Regions from separate parts of the Homo sapiens genome. Here region 2 is linked to region 1. Evidence: chromatin loops called from intact Hi-C (ENCODE). Cell type or tissue: heart right ventricle. All regions are shown on one strand. Each heading gives the region's core, and the rest is flanking DNA. Links, peaks and the distances in the headings are about the cores only.

What was found. A loop is a pair of places that touch in the nucleus more often than their neighbours do. Peaks named below come from ENCODE experiments on the same cell type or tissue, not always from the same donor. Only the 100,000 strongest peaks of a DNase experiment are listed, where the experiment ranks them.
Region 2: it touches region 1 in a loop (2.7-fold over the local background); 2 of 110 quality-filtered maps call a loop at or near these places.

Annotation. Positions count from the first base shown.
Region 1 is chr10:59,262,906-59,272,787 of GRCh38, forward strand. It overlaps FAM13C (family with sequence similarity 13 member C), which reads right to left. Exons shown (of 14, transcript NM_198215.4): 7 at 6,994-7,204; 8 at 5,648-5,786; 9 at 1,180-1,261. Among named protein-coding and RNA genes, the nearest start is that of PHYHIPL, 91 kb to the left of the region's middle. In heart right ventricle, for the core only: no CTCF peak of the experiment used is centred there; no DNase peak of the experiment used is centred there.
Region 2 is chr10:59,367,138-59,377,019 of GRCh38, forward strand. No RefSeq gene overlaps it. Among named protein-coding and RNA genes, the nearest start is that of FAM13C, 9.5 kb to the left of the region's middle. In heart right ventricle, for the core only: no CTCF peak of the experiment used is centred there; no DNase peak of the experiment used is centred there; H3K27ac peaks cover 1,485 bases.

The DNA of each region.
Region 1 (9,882 bases), core at 851-8,850:
GAGGAGGAAGAGTTTGCAGGAAAACCAGTGGTGCCTGGCCCCACCTGCCATGTACTGTAGCACCCGAAATTCCACACACAAAGATTTATTTACTTAGATTATGGAGTTGTGGGTTCATCAAGAGCTCCTGTGGAAACGCAAATAATTCTGGAAGACATTATGCATGTAGACACCCAAGGAAATACAGGAGAGGATGGGAAAGGGTAGATGGGAGTGTCAGCCTCAACATGACAGATTTTGCTATTTTGTCTTATGATAGCTTTTAAGATCCAGGAATTATTACAAGGTGGCTTTATATAAACCTAGATAATTAAAAATAAAAAAGCCCCCTGAGACTTATCAAGGAATTACATTTTAGAGTATGCAAGGGTACTGGTTGTTTGAATGAGGCATTTATATTGATTTCTCAATTACATAGCTCATTTTCTTTGTTTGATGTTTGTTTCCTAGTTAGACTTTGTCTTGATGTTTAAACATTGCATATTTTATAAACCTGCCACATCATTACAGTTTAATACCACTGAATTAGTATTCCCTTCCAGTTCTTTTTAGTCACTTTCCTTGCAGAAATTTGGAAAAACTCCCATGTCTCTAAGTATTAAAGTTAGAGTGTGGAGAGAGGAAGAAAATAATTTTTTATTGGTAAATTATAATAGTCTATTTTAAATGGATTTTAGAGTTAATACTCTCACCACCATCTCCAGAGAAAGACAGAAAAAGAAGGACACTAGCCCACACGGCAGGAGAACCACATTCTACACCTGGCCCACCACCTTCCAGCTATGTAACCCTCCCCTCTCTATGAGCATAAATGTCCTCATCCATGCACTGAAGTGTGTGGAGTAAATGATTTCTCAGGCCTCTTCTGTTTCTAACATCCAACAATCCAATAACCTAGGGAGGTTAGTGCTCCACATGTTGAAATGTTCCTGGCATTGAAGTGAATCATTCCACTTGGGAGTCTGGAGGTCCTCAGTTTCTTTGTAAGGAGGTTTATTACATGGGGCCAAACAATGACAGAGATACAGGGTGCTTTATTTCAAAAGGGAGTTACAGTCTAAGCAGAAAACAAGGTGCAAGAGGGCACAGGTGGAAATGAATCTAAAATGCTCTGGAGCACATTATCACTAGTTTAACTGCTTCCTTTGTGAGGAAAAAAGATCTTTGGCTGGGATTTACCTTTGAGCTGTTTACGACCTTTAGCCAAATCATTCATCCATTTCAGGACTTCAGGATTAGAAGTCTTGTCACCATGTGAAGGCTACCAAGGGAAGGAAAAAATGGGGGTGGAAGGGAGGGAAGGAGGGAGAGGGTGGGGGAGAAAAAGAGAAAAGGAAAAACAAAATTTTTAAACAGATGAGCTACACAAAGATAGTTTAGGAATATATAAAGCTGGGAGAGAAATTCGGGTGTGAAATTTCTGATGGAGTTGCTTCTGATGAAGTTACCTCTAGGAAACAGTAAATATTCTTGACCTCCTCTACTCTTTAATCCTTGCTATGGGCACTATTTCTAAATGTGCCTGGTCACCTAACATTTTTCACATAGTCCTGGCCATGCCAGTGCCCCTGCAGTCAAACTGTCAATCACCTTGCAGGTCACCCACAGCCCATATATACCCCATTGCCAGGCCATTTTCTGTAGCACTGCAGATGACTGCACTGATACAAACCAGTGGTTACTACCTTGCTTGTGGCTCACACACATGCTTATGACCATAACCCGTGGGAGAATACTGAAAAACTGGAAGATTTAGCTCTTATCAGTTATATCCTCTAAGCTAAAGAAAGGAGACTCCGGAATCTCTAAAACCTGACAATATTCCCGAGAAGTCAGTTTGTTAGGGGGATACACGGATTTCTAATATCTTCACTAGTGGTAGTCAAACATACTGTCCCTCTACCCCCACAGATCAGTAAAAACTGATCTTAAACAAGTCAAGGCTACCATAGGAACTTACATGCAGGCTGAAGAAAATTAATGGTTACTTTAAATTAAGGATGTACAAGGAAGTATAAAATATGCTCAAGGTGACATGATCATAAACATAATAGCCTGAAATATGTGCATTGTTAATGACCAAATCTAGGGGTTCTGTCATTTTTTTTCTTTAAGGATCCACTAAATCCATGTAACAATGGCAGGTTGTTGGTGAGAGGGAGGCACAGGAAGATGGCAGATTTTTAAAACTCAAAGGAAAAAACTACTGTGTGACAGGATCATCACGTGTACATGAGTTTAGGTATGCTCATTGTAAAACACAAGGCATGATTCTGTCAGTTCTAAAGTGATTTAAAAACCATACATTTTAAAATTAAAATAGAAAAGAAGATTGACAATGTTTCTTTCCTAGAAGAGCTTGAATAGCAGACTGGTTTCCCTGAGGGATGGCAGAGGGATAGGGAAGGGGTTTTGGCGGGGGGGGGGGGGAATCCTGGTTTCAGGACCATGGACAGTGACACGTGGCCATCAATCCCCAGCTCTCTAAAACAGCTTAGCCTAGTCCTATCTATGGTTTGCTAGAATGATGCACTGTATCGTCTAGTACTTTGGTTTGGGTAGCAGTCTGGTTACACGGAAAGTCAATGTTTTACATTTGGTTTCCCAAAATCCTTAGAGAATTCTCCACTCCGATCTGAGAACACACCTTGTTGAACAATGCTTCACTGGATCTGTTCCACACAGTTATTTCCATCTTTTGAAATATGGTAAAAACAAACACACACACACACAAAATCCTAAGGCCTTAAGCCAGTGACTGCAAAAGAAATAAGTTTTTACTACGGTGCATAGAACTTAGAAGAAATTTAAGGCTAAATTTCTGACAAAATAATTTAAAGCCTGAAATCAGTTTCTGAAATGAATTTATTTCCCTACCCTTGAAGAAGCTGTTAAAAGGGTTAAATCAAACTCACATGGATGGCAGCTCTCAAATCACATGGAAAGTTCTCATATACAAGCTGTAGATCTTCAAGACTTTTAACTTCTTAAGTGAAATATTCTGATTCAAAAGACCCCAAACGTCATACACACGGAAATTACATAGGTTTAGATTTTGTTCAATGCAATTAAAATTGACCTCCTAAGTGCCATTGTATGAGATTTGTGATCTGCCAAAGATGGTTCAAAAAGACACATTAGAAAAATTACTGGGAGGGTTATAAAAAGACCTCAGTTGCTGTTCTGGCTAGAACTATTCTTTGCTGTGTGATTCTGGGAAACTCACTTCCCCTTTCTGGGCCTCAGCATCTTCAGTTGTCAGATAAGACAAAAGACTGATTCTTTCCAATTCTAACATTCCCTGATTCCACTGAAGGTAGACGTGTGGCTGACGCAGCCTTTTCTTAGCCCAAGAGTCCAATAATCAAATGCAAAATCAGATGTAGAGATGTAGAGAATTTGGGGTAGGTATATAAAATGGTTACAGTAAACAGAGATGGAAAGATATACGTGATACATGGGTATCAAAATAGCACAGAGGCCCAGCAGGAGCCCAGATTCAAAAATTAGCAATGGGTGGTATGAATTCCACAGTCAGGCTGTCAGGAAGGGGAGCCTTACACACAGCAACCAGTTAAAGCCCACTGACATGTCAAACCTCTAAGCACAGCCTGGCATGCTGACAGGAAGGAAAAGCGTTTCCTGAGACCTGTGAGGTTCTGATAATAACAAAGACTTCTATAGACACTGAAGCAGCGGTGACCAAGGAGCTTCCTTCCCCTACTGCTCCCTGATCTGTCCTTCCATATGTGTATTTAAGTCTATGTTTGTGTGTGTGTACATGTGTGTGCATGTGCATGTGAGCTCTAGCTTCAGAAAACTCTAGACAAAGGCAGAAGATGTTTCCAGGAGGAATTCTCTTCCAAAATAAGCATCCAAGATCTGTGGCTGTGGGTAGAAAACTCCAGTGGAGAATTAACATGTACAATTTTCCTTTATTTTCTGACAAGGCAGAGACTGCCATGGAGTAGCCTATTTAAATATATAACTCATAGATTAAAAAGTTTGTGTTATCTAGGACCATTTACTTCCTTTGTACCAAACACTGTAATAAGCATTATGTATGTACTTCCTTATTTACTACTTACAAACTTAAGAAGTCGCTACCTAATACTCCATTTTACACATGACCAAACTGAGACTCAGAAAGATAACAAGTCCAAAATCACAGAGTTCTTAAGTAGCCGTGCTGGATTCAAATCCAAAATAGTCTGACTCAAGAACTGCCAGATAAGAAGTGTTAACAGGTGCTGGGAATGGAGCCCCTGGTTGTTACTCTGTATTTTCCAATACGAGGACATCATAGATCCAGTAACACGCCAGCAGCAAACAGGTGAAATAAACTTCTCCCAGGATATCTGGATCTTTTAAAAAGCAGACACTTAAAAATTTTACTTCTATTCTATTGCAGAACCTACTCATCTGTAATCCACTGACCCAAGTTGCGACCTGATAGAACACAACTATCTTAGGCAAGTCATTTCCATCAGGTGTCAGTTTCATTATCTGTAAAATAAAATCCTGGACTAATAATGTGTTGAGCTCCCTTCTGCTCTGTAAAAGACAATAAATAGCTGTGACTGCCTGACTTTGGGGAAGACAATCTTCAACATCCTGACTAAAGTTGCCTTGAAAGCCAAACTGATTTTTCCCCCATTTTTGCAAAGCTAAAATCTGCTCCTTAAAACTCCTCCTTCAGTGAATTTCAGGCCACTGTGGGAAGCAGGACAGGAAGAATGGAAGAGTGGAATATTATCCATTCTCACCTCCCTCCCCAGTACTTACTCTCATACTCACAAGAACTTTCCAATTGCCTCTGTACCAAGTGTTTAGTGAACCTTTAAATATTTCAAGATGTATGAGAGATTATTCCCTGTTCTCTTTTATTCTAATAACAAGCTATTCTGAGCTCTCTGCCGAAGACCCAATGTCTTTGTCCAGTTCTCTGTGGATATGCTTTTTCTGTATGCCATGGTCACTACTGGAGAAAATAAAAGCAACACTGACCATCAAGACACTTACCTATGACCCTATTGTTTCTTACATAAGAAGAAAGGAGGCTCATGTTTGCTGCAGTGCAGTACTAGCATGAAAACTAGTGTCTCTCTGATGGGGAAAGGAAGGCTTAGGGTTGGTTCTTATGAGTGGCCTGAACAGATGTCACTTGAGAGGTCCTCATTCACCAACAAGGAAATACTTTAATGTCAAAGAAACCATCTCTCCCTCATTCTGTTCCACAATTGGAGACCCCTCCCTTGGATCTTTAATAAGTTCTTATCAAAATGCAATTGAGAAAAAGTGAAAAAAAAAGAAAAAAGAAAAAGAAGAAGAAGAAGAAGAAGAAGACCATAATTCAAAGCTTTCCAAATTTTGTTCCTCAGAAAAAAAAAGGTGAGATCAATAATCAAATAAGTTTGGAAATAATAGTTGTAATCCATTACTAGAAAATATCCTAGCAGAGATCAACTGACAGCAGGTGAGAACAAGACAGATAGAAGATGAAGACTCTATGATAGGTCCAGGTTGGCCCATGGGAACAGAGCTGTCCCCTGGCAAAGAAGGGCACCCAGAAAGGAAGGACAGAGGCTGAGGAGAATCCAGACACCTCTGACCAATCCGCTCCTATGTCAAACCCCAGGGTTCTTACCCGGTATTTCTTTTCTTGTTCAAATTTTTCTTCAAATTTCCGAATTTTCCGCTTGAGGCTCTGGATGTGCTTGGTGAGCTGGGTGATGGTCTGTGGCTCCTTGCCATCTCCACAGCTGCAGCGTGAAGAACTCCGCGGCCTGCAGTGATTACAAGGAGGAAGGAGTATCAAAAACAGTGGGCTTCCAGTAAACAGTTCTGTTGATCTACAAACCAAAATTCCTGGATTGTCAGAGAAGTCCAGAGGGAAGTTCATTATTTGATGAGGCCACCATGGTAGCATCTGCTCATTAATGGAGACTCCCTATCACAAAACTCTGTTATGGGTGGATGTTGTCTTGGACTTTAGTGTAAAATGTCAAGATATTAGTCCAGGAAATGTGTTTTGTAAAGCTTAGAGGAGGCCAATTTAAGACTCGAAAGAGACAGTACTGTTGAGGTTCTGTCCTCAGTAGGTTGCCCAAGCCATACCTACCAACATTTTCAAGGAAGATTTAGATGAGTGGTTAACTTTTCTTGACATAACAGGACTTTTTTTTAATATGATGAAAGGATGGGCCTCTTTTCCAGAAATTGCATACACCCCCTCACATAACACACACTTTACATGCAATGCCAATAATTCACTAACTCTTTCAGGTCCATCGATAGATAGTTCATGGACCCAGGGTTAGATATATTCAAGAAAAAATGGCAGGAGTTCTGACGGAGAAACCAGGGATTCCCTGGGAATATTTTTAGCCAAGGGATTCTTAATCTTAATTATACATCAAAATTATTTGTGGAACTTAAACATAAACAACACATAGTTCCTCAATCCCAAATGCAAATTCCAAGTGGAATGTGTAGGGGGCAGGCATCCGATTACACACACACACACACACACACACACACACACATTATTTGGATGAGGGTAGCTATTGTAAGCTACCACTTTTCTAGAATCTAACAAGAAATGTAGATGGACAGCTCCCAAGTGTTCCCAGAACTCATCCATTGATGCTACCACTGGACATGGAAAGAATATTGAGTTCATCAAGAATGATATGTCTGATATGTGCATGTACATATACTTACTTAAGATTCTGGTCATTTCACCAAAAATGTTCAAACATGTGAGCCGCTGGGCTATCCTGTCTCTCATGACCATTTCCTCTTGAGGTATCAAGGCCTGCAATGGCATCCCCAACTAGCAAGTACACTAATTTTTGTCATTTATTGTTCCAGTCTCGCAGTTGCGTTAGGCAGGCACATTTGTGCTACTTCAGTCACACTTCATTGTAGCTTATAAATGTGGTATTTGAAAAACTGTATGAAATGAAGACAATAACAAAACAGTTTTCTCACATCATAAACTGCTGAGTGCTGGGTGGAGATGGGGCTGACTCGGGGTCTAAGTTGAATCTCTGGCTTTGGCTGAAGATGGAGCATCGTGGCGACAGCAGTGGGTTATCACCATCAGTGATGTGATAGAGCAGCCTGCTGGTCCCCACAGAGTGGAGGTCTTCTGGTGCACTGTCGGCCTCATTCTGCCCATCTTTGTGGACTGGTGAGGGGTCTGGGCAAATGAGACAAATCATCAAGACTTAGAAGTGACAGAGGGCTTGAGACTGTCATGTTCCTAAATAAAGATCATAAGCATTCATTATAATGGCTTGCCTCTTTGTCATTTCTTCCTTCTGGGGATATGAAAAGCTTTCAAAATATTGTCATGTTTATTCTCACAGAACCTGGACAGAAAATATTACAAAGCTGTTAACAAAACAAAGGAAACAAATAAGTTTGGTATGAGTTATACAATCAACACAACCCCAAACTACAAAACAATCTTCTTTTCATTTCACATTATTTGCATAAGTCAGAGGGTATATTACAAAATGTTAGAGCAATAAAAAGAAAACAATAAAATGGAGCTGGAGCAAAAGACTATAGATTATCAGGAAGAAAAGGTATAACAACCAGTGAAGGAAGGGAGAGAAGGGAGTAGGAGGAAAAGAGAGAAAAGAAAAACAAGAGGAAGAGAGGGGAGAGGAGTCCCCAGAAAGAAAATTATTCAGCAATCATCAAAAATGATGGAGAACTCTGCTTATCTACAAGGAATGATGTTCAGAATATGCTAAATGGAAACCACAAATTTCAAAACAAAACATTCTGTTTTACATAAACACATACGTTTATATGTACAAATAGATGCACTAAAAGATCAAAGAGGTTACATAGCAACTACAAAGCATGGTAGAATCAGGAATTATTCTATTTTTTTCTCCAAAACTTTATGTACGATTTTATTTCAGGCAAAACAAAAAACATACACAAAACCTTCTCTGAACCCTCTCCCCGGCTAGCCATCTCTGTCCCTGAATTCTCACTAGAACCAATCCCCTTTTAAGTTAGTTCCCCACCTCACGGTCCTCCAGAAGGTAAGTACCCATCTGCTATGGAAGTAAGGGCAGGCGACTGAGGCACAGCAGCAGGGGATCAGATCATTAGGAAACTGAGTCAGGGGGCCAGAAGAAGGAGCTCTGCACCCTAGGCTCTGTACAGAGTTATTCAAGAAGCAGCCCAGTCTCCTTCTCAAGTTTGCTCAACAGACAAGTCAGGACCAGCCAAGGCTTTCTCTTACTACTTCTTCTCCAACGAAAGGGGAAAACAAAAGATTTTCTGGATGAATAAGCAGAATCAGAAAACACTGATGCTCTGCTTGTCCAAAATAAACACTTATCACAATTTGGTACCAGATGAATCTTAATCAGATTTAGAGTGGCTCCTTGTTCTCTAGAGCTTGAAATGCAATCTGCTTTGCGTAACATCAAAGGCCTGATTAGGTCCTCCTGTGTTTTCAGCTGGCTTCTCCCCTGGTGGATTGTAGACTGGAGAATGGATAACGCCTCCTATTTTGCCTTTGCAGCTCACTGACAGCACTGTCGGTGGCTGAGGCTAGTCAGAAATGGATGTGATGACAAAAGAGTTGGAGGGAGGCAAATGGCAGTGCCTCCAGCCCAAGACAAGGTGTAATGGTGTGACTGACACACATCACCACAGGCAACACCCTTGCCATGAATAATTTACCCAGAAAACTCTGCAGTTTGGAAAGAGCCCTCAGGAGTAACAGGAATAAGAGTTACTAACCAATAACTCATAGCATATAATATCACCTTCAAAATACACCAGTAGGTGTATGGGTTCCTCATCAAATCCTTTTCTTAAACCACTAGGCTCTAAGAAGAAATGTGTTTTATTCATGCTACCAGTTTCTTGGAAATATCTTCTGGAAATAATGGGGAAGAAAATAATCTTTAGCAGGCACCTGGGACCACCATATTTTTACTGAAATGGAAAAGGTCTGAGACCTTCAACCCTTCAGCTCATTTGTGGCCCCAGGGTCAAAACTAACAAGGTCTCTTACTGGTTGCTGTTTTATAATGCCAAAATGGAAATACTTGGGATCCTAGTAACATGACTGTGAAGCAGTGCCAGGGAAAGATCTCAGTTTCTGGAACCCATAGAGTCCTAAAATATAACTTTGTAGAATCACACATCACTACAAATGGCTTTTTAAAAAACTGCATTGCAACAGTAATTGTAAACCTCCATTTATATGGCATCTGTTTTCCCTTGGGCATTTGCATAATTTACCATGTGGCCCAATTAACATCCTAACCTCCTTGCCTCCAATTCACTATTGAAGGAAGCTGTGAGCCAGAAAGATCCCAAAGCAACCAATTGAAAAGCAACACCAGTCAAAAACTGGTAATTTTGTAACCCCTCAGTTCTTTGTCCAAACTCCCCATTTGAGTTGAGAAGGGGCTTAATTAAATCAGCTGACACATGCATATGTGTGTGTATTTGTGTAGACAGAATTATTGAGCTCTTTGCTCAGAAGAGGCTAGTGTAGATTCAGAGCCAATGCTGCTGCTGTCCTGGGAAGAGTCCAGGCCACTGCTTCCAGACCCTGCTTCCCAGTAGGGAGAAGCTGATGGCAATATTAAACTAAGGTGGAACCTTTGTTCCCTAGGGGCACATTACTTTCTATCCCCAAGGAAGGGGCAGCTTGCCAGGACTCATCCTGCGATGCAGTATGTTTTAGAGGAAAGGGTCTGGGAGCCGGGAGTTTGGTGTGCCTATACTTTCTGTGGGGCTCCAGCCAGTTTCCCCACCTCTCTTTTTCATTGTTTGGCCTGTCTTCCTCACAGGACTGTGATAAGAAAAATAAAAGGAGACACTCTCTACAACATT
Region 2 (9,882 bases), core at 657-8,656, 100 kb after region 1:
CCTTGGAAAAATTTATGGAGCCCTTAATTAATTTTGTAATTTCCCTTTTTATAATAATGTAATGAGTATCAAATGTGATGTGAAGATTATCACTTTGAGCTATTAATGTTTTTGAGAAAAATATGTATAACCCCTCCAATAGGTAAAATTTAGTCTCTATGATTTTTAAGAATTGGTTCACTATTTGAATTATACCCAGAATATAAAATAGTAATATTTCTATAATTTCTTTACCATTTACCATGGCCTCTCAGGCCCTATGTGCTCTGGCCCTGGAGACAACTGAACTTATCTCCAAAACACTGGCCTCTCTCCTGTTATTATAACAGGTGCACCTGATCCTGCCCTAGGACGTTTGCACCTGGGAACACCACCTGTAATATGCACAAACGTCCTCCCCTGGGGAAAACTAACTCCCTAAGTTAGTTTCTCCTATCATTCTATTCTGCTTTATCTTCTTCATAGGATCTGTCCCTACCATATATTTAATAGCTATTTGTCTATTTGTTGTATACTTTCCCCCCTCCACTAAAATGTAAGCCACGCTTGTGCAACCTGGGGCCCGGGACTGCTCTGAATCCAGCCCAACACAAATTGGTAGACTTTCTTAAAACATTGAGATTTTTTGTGATTTTTTTTAGCTCATTTGCTATCATTAGTGTTCGTGTATTTTATTTGTGGCCCAACACAATTCTTCTTCCAATGTGACCCAGGGAAGCCAAAAGATTGGACACCCCTGGTTAAGCTCTTTGAGTAAAAAGACTTTTGGGCCTCATTCACTAGTATATCCCCATGGTCAACAATAGTGTCTACCAAGGTAGCTATGCAATAAATATTTGCAGAATAAAATTAATGAGTGAATATTTAGTTTCACTTTCAAGATAATACTTCATTCACCCCCTTTTTTTGTTTCTATTATCTAGGAAATGTTAGCTCCTGATTAAGGGACTCATTGTAAGTGAGGTTTTTCCAAGACACTTTACCTTCAGGTAATGCACTCCTATATCAGACATTCCTTCCTTTCCTTTGCAGGGATAACAGATAGATCTCCTGCTGTTGTGCCAACCTGATTGATGATACTGGCTGCACAGAATGTTGTCTATTTCTGAGGTGTGGTCCCAGTCCAGCCAGAAAGGGTACTGGGATTGACTGTTCAGCAATGTTTGCAGTGGAAGCAGAATGTGGGCATGTTGGTGGAATTGCCAACCTAGAACACCCTATTAAAAGAAAAAATTTTCTTGGGAAAAGCACAGTTGGTTGTCAACACCTTGGTTTGAATTAATTTTCAGATAATCAAATACATCCTTGCTACTGATGTGATTCTTTAGAACCTTGGGAGTTATCTAGTTTAATTATTATTTTTTATTTTTATTTTTGAGACAGAGTCTTGCTCTGTCGCCAGGCTGGAGTCCAGTGGCAAGATCTCGGCTCATTGCAACCTCCAACTCCCTGGTTCAAGCGATTCTCCTGCCTCAGCCCACCGAGTATCTGGAATTACAGGCACATGCCAACGTGCTCAGCTAATTTTTGTATTTTTAGTAGAGATGGGGTTTCACCATGTTGGCCAGGATAGTCTCGATCTCCTGAACTTGTGATCCTCCCGCCTCAGCCTCCCAAAGTGTTAGGATTACAGGCGTGAGCCACCACACCCGGCCTACTTATTTTTTTAATACCTAAACTTCCAGGACAATCTCCAACTGTTGCTTGAGACCTTCAGAGGCCAAAAATTCACACTTTGGAAGCTCTTTTATTGGATCCTTCAAATCTTGAAAAAAAAAATCCACATAAACCTTCCCCTATCTCTTGTTACTTTCACCTGTGGCTTGAATGTCCCTCATATCCCAGCCGAAGAGATCCAATTCCTTCAGTAGAATCTCATATGACATCACTTAGAAGACCTTCAGCATCATGTGTAGCCCCGGGTAAAGTGTGATAATGTCCTCTTAAAGGGCAGCCCTACACTGAACATATTACTCCAGGTTGTGGTCTGTTCAGTGAAGAGTAAAACAGAATTTGTGTCTCCGTCTTCTTAACATTATACTTTTCCATGTGGCCCAAGATCATTGTGAATGGTTTGGGCAGTTATGTCATAAGGCAGACCCAGATTATCAGAGTCCGCCGACACCCCAGAGCCATACCTGTGCTTTCCAGAAGGCAAGCAATTGGTTTGTTGAGCCTAAGTGCCAGCTTTATGTATATTCCTTTGAAATTCTATATTGTTTGATCTGACATTTTATACTATTAAATACAACTTTTCAGATCTTTTAGAATACACATTTTAGCCAAAATTATGTCGGCTAGCCCTTACAGTTTCATAGAATCAATGTTATATGAAAATAGTCCTTCAAAAAGTTCAGGTATATAATAAATACACTTTTTTTTTTTTTTTTTTTTTTTTTAGACGGAGTCTCGCTCTGTCGCCCGGGCTGGAGTGCAGTGGCCAGATCTCGGCTCACTGCAAGCTCCACCTCCCAGGTTCACGCCATTCTCCTGCCTCAGCCACCCGAGTAGCTGGGACTACAGGTGCCCGCCACCACTCCCAGCTAATTTTTTGTATTTTTAGTAGATACAGGGTTTCACTGTGTTAGCCAGGATGGTTTCGATCTCCTGACCTCGTGATCTGCCCACCTCGGCCTCCCAAAGCGCTGGAAATACAGGCGTGAGCCACTGCGCCCAGCCAATAAATACACTTTTATTCAATTCATAATTTTTTTTGCTTATATCAATCAGAAAATATCACATAATTATTCACTATATTAAAATTTAGAAAGTTTAAAATTATTTTACTTTAGGGGTGGTAGGTGGGAAAAGAAGCAATGAAAAAGGGGCTTAAACCCAATATCTGAGGTGCTGCTAGGATGAGAGTAAAATTGAGGCTGCAGGGTTACATGTGACATCATGAAGGCACAAAATGCCTCAAGGTGGGAGTGGCATTTCCATCCTCTTTATCATACTCTTTCTCCCAGCAAAGTGGTAATAGTTGAAGCTCTAGTCTAACACAGATAGCAATTTAACAAGTCATGCAGTTGAAAGACAGTCTCACACCTGTGTGGGTGTAAGTCAGGACACATCCTAGGTGTCTGGGCCCCATTCAGCCAAATATTCCTTAATCTTAGAAGGAGAAAGTTTAATTTATCCCCCAAATTTCTCCTGTACCTTCAAAGAGAAGTTTCTAAATTTTTCTTTCTCATTCCATGATTGCATTTAATTACTCTGTTTTTAAATCTTGATAGCATCCTCTTTCTTTACACATTCTATTTGAGCTTTGGCCTAAGTAAATGTGCCTATGTTTTCACTGGTAATCTCCTTACATAAATGCCTTTGTCTGCTTACAATATGATAATCTACATCTCTTTAAAATGCTCAACCTCTGAACATTATTCCTGTTATATATTGTATTAATGACCTTAAGTCATTAATTACCATTTTATTACCATTAACAGCCATTTTATTTTGTTCATGATTGTGAGGGTCAGGAATTCCCAGAGAGTTCAGCTGGACACCTCATCTCTGATCCATGTGGTGACATCTGGGACAGGTGCAACCAGAGGACCACCTTCCAAAAGGGTTTCTTCACTGAAAGAGCCAATCACTCAATGCTCCCTGCAGGGCCTGTCTCTCCACATGGAATCTTATCCTTCAGGGCCTCTCCATGTGCCTTGAACTTCTCACAGCATAGTGATTTTAAGGCAATCTACCTTTTTAAATAGCAGCTGATGCACAAGAGACCAAGGCAGAAGCTGCCATTTTACTTAAAGGCTTGACCTAGAACTGGTGTAACATTACTTCTGCCATACTCCACTGGCCAAAGCAGATAAAAGTCAGCTCATATTCAATGGCAAAATAATAGACCCAACTTCCTGATGAGAAGAATGTCAAAGAATTTGTGACTATTTTTAATCTGCTACAGAAGTCTACAATGATGCATCTAGGAATTGTTATCGTTGGTTTCCTTATCCTTAGGGTCATGATAGCAAAGGGTCATGATAGCAAAGTCATAGTTACACTTTTCATTTCAATGGACAATTAATCTATACATTGTGGTCACCTATATATACCAACATGCATTGCTTAACAATGGGCATATAGTCTGAGAAATACATTGTTAGGCAATTTTGTCATTGTGTGAATTAATATCATAGAGGGTTTTCATACAAACCTAGATGATGTAGTCTACTACATACTAGGCTATGTGATGTAACCTGTTTCTCCTAGGCTACAAACCTGTGCTGCATGAAACTGTTCCAAACACTGTAAGCAACTGGAACACAGTGATGAGTGTTTGTGTATCTAAACACAGAAAAAATACAGTCAAAATACAGAATAAAGACTTTTAAAAATGGCATACCTGTATAGGGCACTAACCATGAATGGAGCTTGCAGAGGTAGAAGTTTCTGAGTTAGTCATGAGTGAATGGTGAGTGAATGTGAATGCCTAGGACATTCCTGTACACTACTGTAGACTTTCTAAACACTGCACACTTAGGCTACACTAAATTTATTAAAAATAGTTTTCTTTCTTTCATAAAAAACTAACCTTAGCATACTGTAACTTTTTAACTTTAAATTTTTTAACCTTTTGACTCTACTGTAATAGTACTTACCTTAAAACACAAATATATTATACAACTGTACACATTTTCCTTTTTATATAGTTATTCCATAAGCTTTTTTCTATTTAAAATTATGGAGTTTTTTGTTTTTAAACAGTTTTGTTAAAAGCTAAGGCACAGACAAAGCAGTAGCCTAGGCCTATGCTGTGTCTGGATCATCAATATCACTGTCTTCCACCTCCACATCTTCTACTACTGGAAATTTTTCAGGTGCAAGAACATGCATGGAGCTGTCATCTCTTATGATAACAATTTCTTCATCTGGAATGCCTCATGAAGGAATTGCCTGAAGCTTTTTTTATGGTTACCTTTTTTTTAATAAGTAGAAGGAGTACGCTCTAAAATAATGATCCAAAGTATAGTAAATACATAAACCAATAACATAGTTATTTGCTATCATTATCAAGTATTATGCACTGTACATAACCATATGTGCTATACTTTTATATGACTAGCAACACAGTAGGCTTGTTTACACCAACATCACCACAAACACATGAGTAATGTGTTGCAAAATGCTGTCACCAGGCAATAGGAATTTTTCAGCTCCATTATAATCTTATGGAACCACCATTATTTACATGGTCTGACATTGACCAAAATATCATTATGTGGCCCATGACTGTACATGTATGGAAGTATGTACAGATGAATGAGTGGATAAAAGAAATAGTTATTAAGAAAAGAGGCAAATTTCTGGTATCCCCAAGAATTTAAGTCTGACTACTTAATTTGGCTAATTCAAGCAACAGTATTCAACAGTGTTATTTCAGTACCCTGGCATGCCATGATTAGCTCAAAGGTGTATTACAACTTACAAGTCATTTGTCAAATATTAGCATTGGTGAATAATTCTATAGCTAAATAATAAAGTAGAGCAGATCCATGTTTTTCTCTACAAGAGCATCACTCTCCTTCACATGCATTCCTAACTGCATTCTTCAGTGGATATTAAGGGGTGGAGTTGTTGCAGCTCTTCCACTGAGAACTGCTCATAACTCTGGTGTACTGATGGAAAACTTTCACACCCAGCCATCATCCGTCTTGTATGACTTGGAGAAGAAAAAAAGAAAAGATTAAAAGCTCATAGCTTAGAGAATATTACCAAAGGAGCCAGTATGAGTTAGCTAGATAAAAGCTGGATAAAATCTAAATATGAAGCAATCTTGAAGTTTGTTTTGCTCAGTAGCAATAGAAAAAAAAATCTTATAGGCTTGTCCTACCTTCTGTCTTCTGCCTTTCTCACTTTCCCCCAGATCTTTCCCTAGTGAGTCCACAAATTTGGGTTAACAAAACTTAGTGAAATATACCAGCTACCAATCATACTGGAAAAATAACTCAAAGTCATACTTTGCTAAGGTTGGGTCCGGAATACTGTTTCCTAATACTGAAAACAGAAGATGTATTTATATTTCCAGAAGCATAATGTCTAACTCCACAACTATTTCTAATGACTAAGCATATATTACTGTAAAATAAAATTTGCCCTTATCACCTTCTTGAGACGATGAGTGGGCTCTGTCTCTCATGGACCTTGTGAGCTGCTTTTCACTTGTAGGTGGTTTACACACATATAGAGAAAGCATCATTCCCTTGGGCCCTGAAGCAGTAGGGGCTGCTGCATTTCTATATTTGGCATCAGTCCTCAGTGCAGGATTCAACTCAGGTCACTGCTGGGCCTGCCGTCACTGGGCTTGACTTTGTACAGAAACCAACTAATGTCTTAATAATCCTCAAGAAATCATTAAAAATCCATGTGTGATGTTGTGACTTTCAATCAAATAGTAAATATCAGGTTCTAGAAGCAGTAGGACATAAATGACTGCAACAAAATTGGTCAGAAATGGTCAGTCTCCTAGGCAAAAATAGAATATTCAGAATCAACCTATAAAGAAATATAAATTATTTTAATATGTGCAAAACCTGTTAGAGATAGTTTTCATCTAATAAATAAAATGCTGAAATCGTAAAAGCCTAGAAAGAAGCATAATATAAGGAGAAATACTCAAGACAGAGAGTTCTGGGCCTAGAAGCTGCCTCAGCTGTACCATTAACACACTTGACCTTACATGGTGAGAGGCTAAACTTCTCTGCACCTCAGTGTCCTAAAATATGAGACAGCTAAACGGGATCTTTAATGACTTGGCCAGCTTTAAAATTCTGTTATTGGTGGCAGGGGTGAGGGGATATAAAAACAAAGTCACATGGCCCATGTTGAAAAGGAAAAAAGGAAGAAAAAAAGGAAGGAAGAGGTGGAGGAAGGGAAGGAAAGGAAAGGAAAGGAAAAGAAAGGAAAAGAGAGGAGACTAAGAAAAACTGCTTATGTATATGGGGAAAAACCTTTGAAGTTAAAACTCTGTCTAGATAATGACTACATCAACATAATAAATGACTCAATGAAAGTGGTAAAGAACTGGCCATTCAATTGATGGCCTTACAGTACTACTAAACATTCATTGGCTCATTATACAGAATGTTGGCCTGTGAGTTCTACCTATGAACTTCTAGGAAGCATCAATAATTCAATCAAAAATCGTATTCTATTTTTGCAAATAACATGGGACTATTTCAGTACTATTTGCTTCAGTTTTCCACTGAGGGACTTGAATTTCTGCAACATTATGGATAAATTGGTTTCTGTGGGTGCCTGACTACGTGTGACTCCATATCCACAAGTTATTTTTATGGGAGGGAGCTGAAGGGACTAACATGGCATCTCTCTTCCATTATAATCACTGAAGGTCTGTAAGTAGAAGTGGAGGGGCAGAAGAGTTTGGAGCCTACCGAGATTAGGGAAAAGGCTCAGAAGAAGAAACTAAACTGAGAGGTATCAAAGACTATGAGGAAAGAAGTGATAGGCAAATTATGTGTGGAGGTTAAAAAGCAATGGGGGTTCAATGGAATCATTGTATAAAAATAATATGTAATAAAATAAAATAAAGAGGCAATGGAGGTATCTGGATATCTGGATTTCCAATCAGACCCTGGGATTCTCCAAACTGCCTGGCTCCTATGTTGTTTCATGTAGTAAGAATCCCCTGGTCTTACCTATTTGTTATCCACCTTCTTCCTACCATCATAAGAAGTAACACTGTGGAAAAGGATTCACTTCACATGGTCCGGGCTTTGGAATGAACACTGTCCACTGACTGACAGCATGTGCTCGTAAGAATGGTGGTGTAGACTGGGGTCTGCCTTGCACCATTCATGAGCAGCCAGGGAGACTTTGTTGTGCTGTATTTTGTCAAAAATTGGGTTGGGAGTTTCATGTTCATATTCCTTAAATTGAAGGAGACCATGTCATGGGCCTTAGGAAGCTGATGCCAGGGCTACATTTTCCAGTCTGTTTATCACATTGTCTGAGCTCTCATCACTCACTCAGCAGCTCCTTTCCTTGGCCTCCAGCCCAGCTAAGTTTTAAATCAAAGTTTTTAGGTTTTTTAAAAAAACTTTTCCAACATACACAAATCTAGAGAATAATATGATAAATCCCCATATGCCTAACACCTAGCTTCAACAATTATCAGCATTTAGCCATTCTTTTGCCAACTGCTGGCTGCCCCAAAATATCATCAAAGCCAACTGATAAGACAAAGCTGAGTTTATTACGATCTGATAAAGGATGATACTGTCTTGCCAGAGTTTTAATACCCTCTTGAAGTGAGGGTGGCAAACTTGGCATATATATGTGGTTTTGGAGTCTGATTCAAGGTGGATCTTTCAATGAAAGGGGAACATGATTAGGATTAAGTAAGGATAAAGATAAAATAATTTATGACCTGTGAACACAACAAGATGAAGATTTTCAAGGTGAGGATTTTGAGGTAAGTGATTCGAAAAGTCTTGGGGTATAAATACTGGCTTGGTGCTATTTGTTGGAGAGTTCAGTGTTCAGTTAAAAGGGTTTTATGGGAAGTTCCTGAAACAAACAATATGCTTATTTACACATATCTTCCTGGGCAAGAGTACTCTGGAATAGTAAAATCAGATTGATGAAGGCAGTGGAATGGTAAAGTCATATTAGTGTAGCAGCTAAATAGTAAAGTTATGTTAATGTATGCATTAAGTTTTTTGGGTGTATGTGGTTTGGGTTCTCAGTGTCATCTAGCCCCCCACTCACATTTATTGTTCTTGTTATTCCCTAAAATAGTTTAATTTATTGTTTATTTTTAAAAGTTGCCAATGGTATCCAGGTTATAAACACACTCTGTAACTAGGTAAAATCTCTAATAACCAGAAACCTCATATACATTCTATTTTGTCTTATATTTTCAGTTGTTCTGTTCTTTGCTTTATCAGGAAAGCCAAGGAAATAACTCTCATGCTAAAAATTCACTGTCGGACGCTCTGGAATAAAAAAAAAAAAAATGCTGAGGACTATTCAGAATCTCAAAGAGCTCTAAACAGAAATCATTGCCTTATTAGGCAAACAGCCAGTCTAAGCCATGATAACAGGAGCAGAGAGTCAGCAAGTTCAAGTTCAATGTGGGCTTTGTGGGGAGCATGCTGAGTAAAGTCAGCTCCTCTTTAGTAAATTAAGCCATTCTTCTGAAGGAAAAAAAAATGCCTTAAAGAATATATATCGTGGCTTTTGACATCCATTCCTTTGGGGTTAGTAAAAATATAAATGTATTCAGGCCACAAACATTAATTAAGCATGCTCTAAATGCAGGGCAAAGAGGGAAAGGTCAATGTTTCTGAGAAAATCCTGTCTTGGTGGAAAAATCACCACTTTTGAAATGATACCTGCATGAGAATCTTGAAGAAATTACTTAGCATCTAATTTCTTAATGTCTTTAAATTTCGAAATTTACTATACACAAACTCGCAGGCCTTTAAAGACAGGAAGAAGAAATGCACATATGGAGCCTGGCATCTAGAATGCATTATTGTTCCAACTGCAATCTCTGCCCTTGAGGAGACTTTGCAAAGTGTCAAAAATAGAAGGGCAGAACAGCAGGTTGTATTGGAGTCCAATCATCTAGGGTCCACAATGCTATGTCTGATGTATTTTGTGCATTGGTGAATATTTCTGAGTGGGATTCTAGAATGATAAGAACCATGCTCCAGGAGTATGACTTTGACTGCCAGTGTCACTTATGGGCTCCCAAAAGGGGTTCTGTGCTGGGCCCCAGGCTTTAAAGGACCATTAGCAAACACATGGTGGCTGTCTTTCAGGACCTGGTCTCAGCACTGGTTGAGTGTGACTCACAACTGTTGTGTCTAACACCGCCTCTGTCTCAGAGAGACATTTATCCTCATTGTTGCC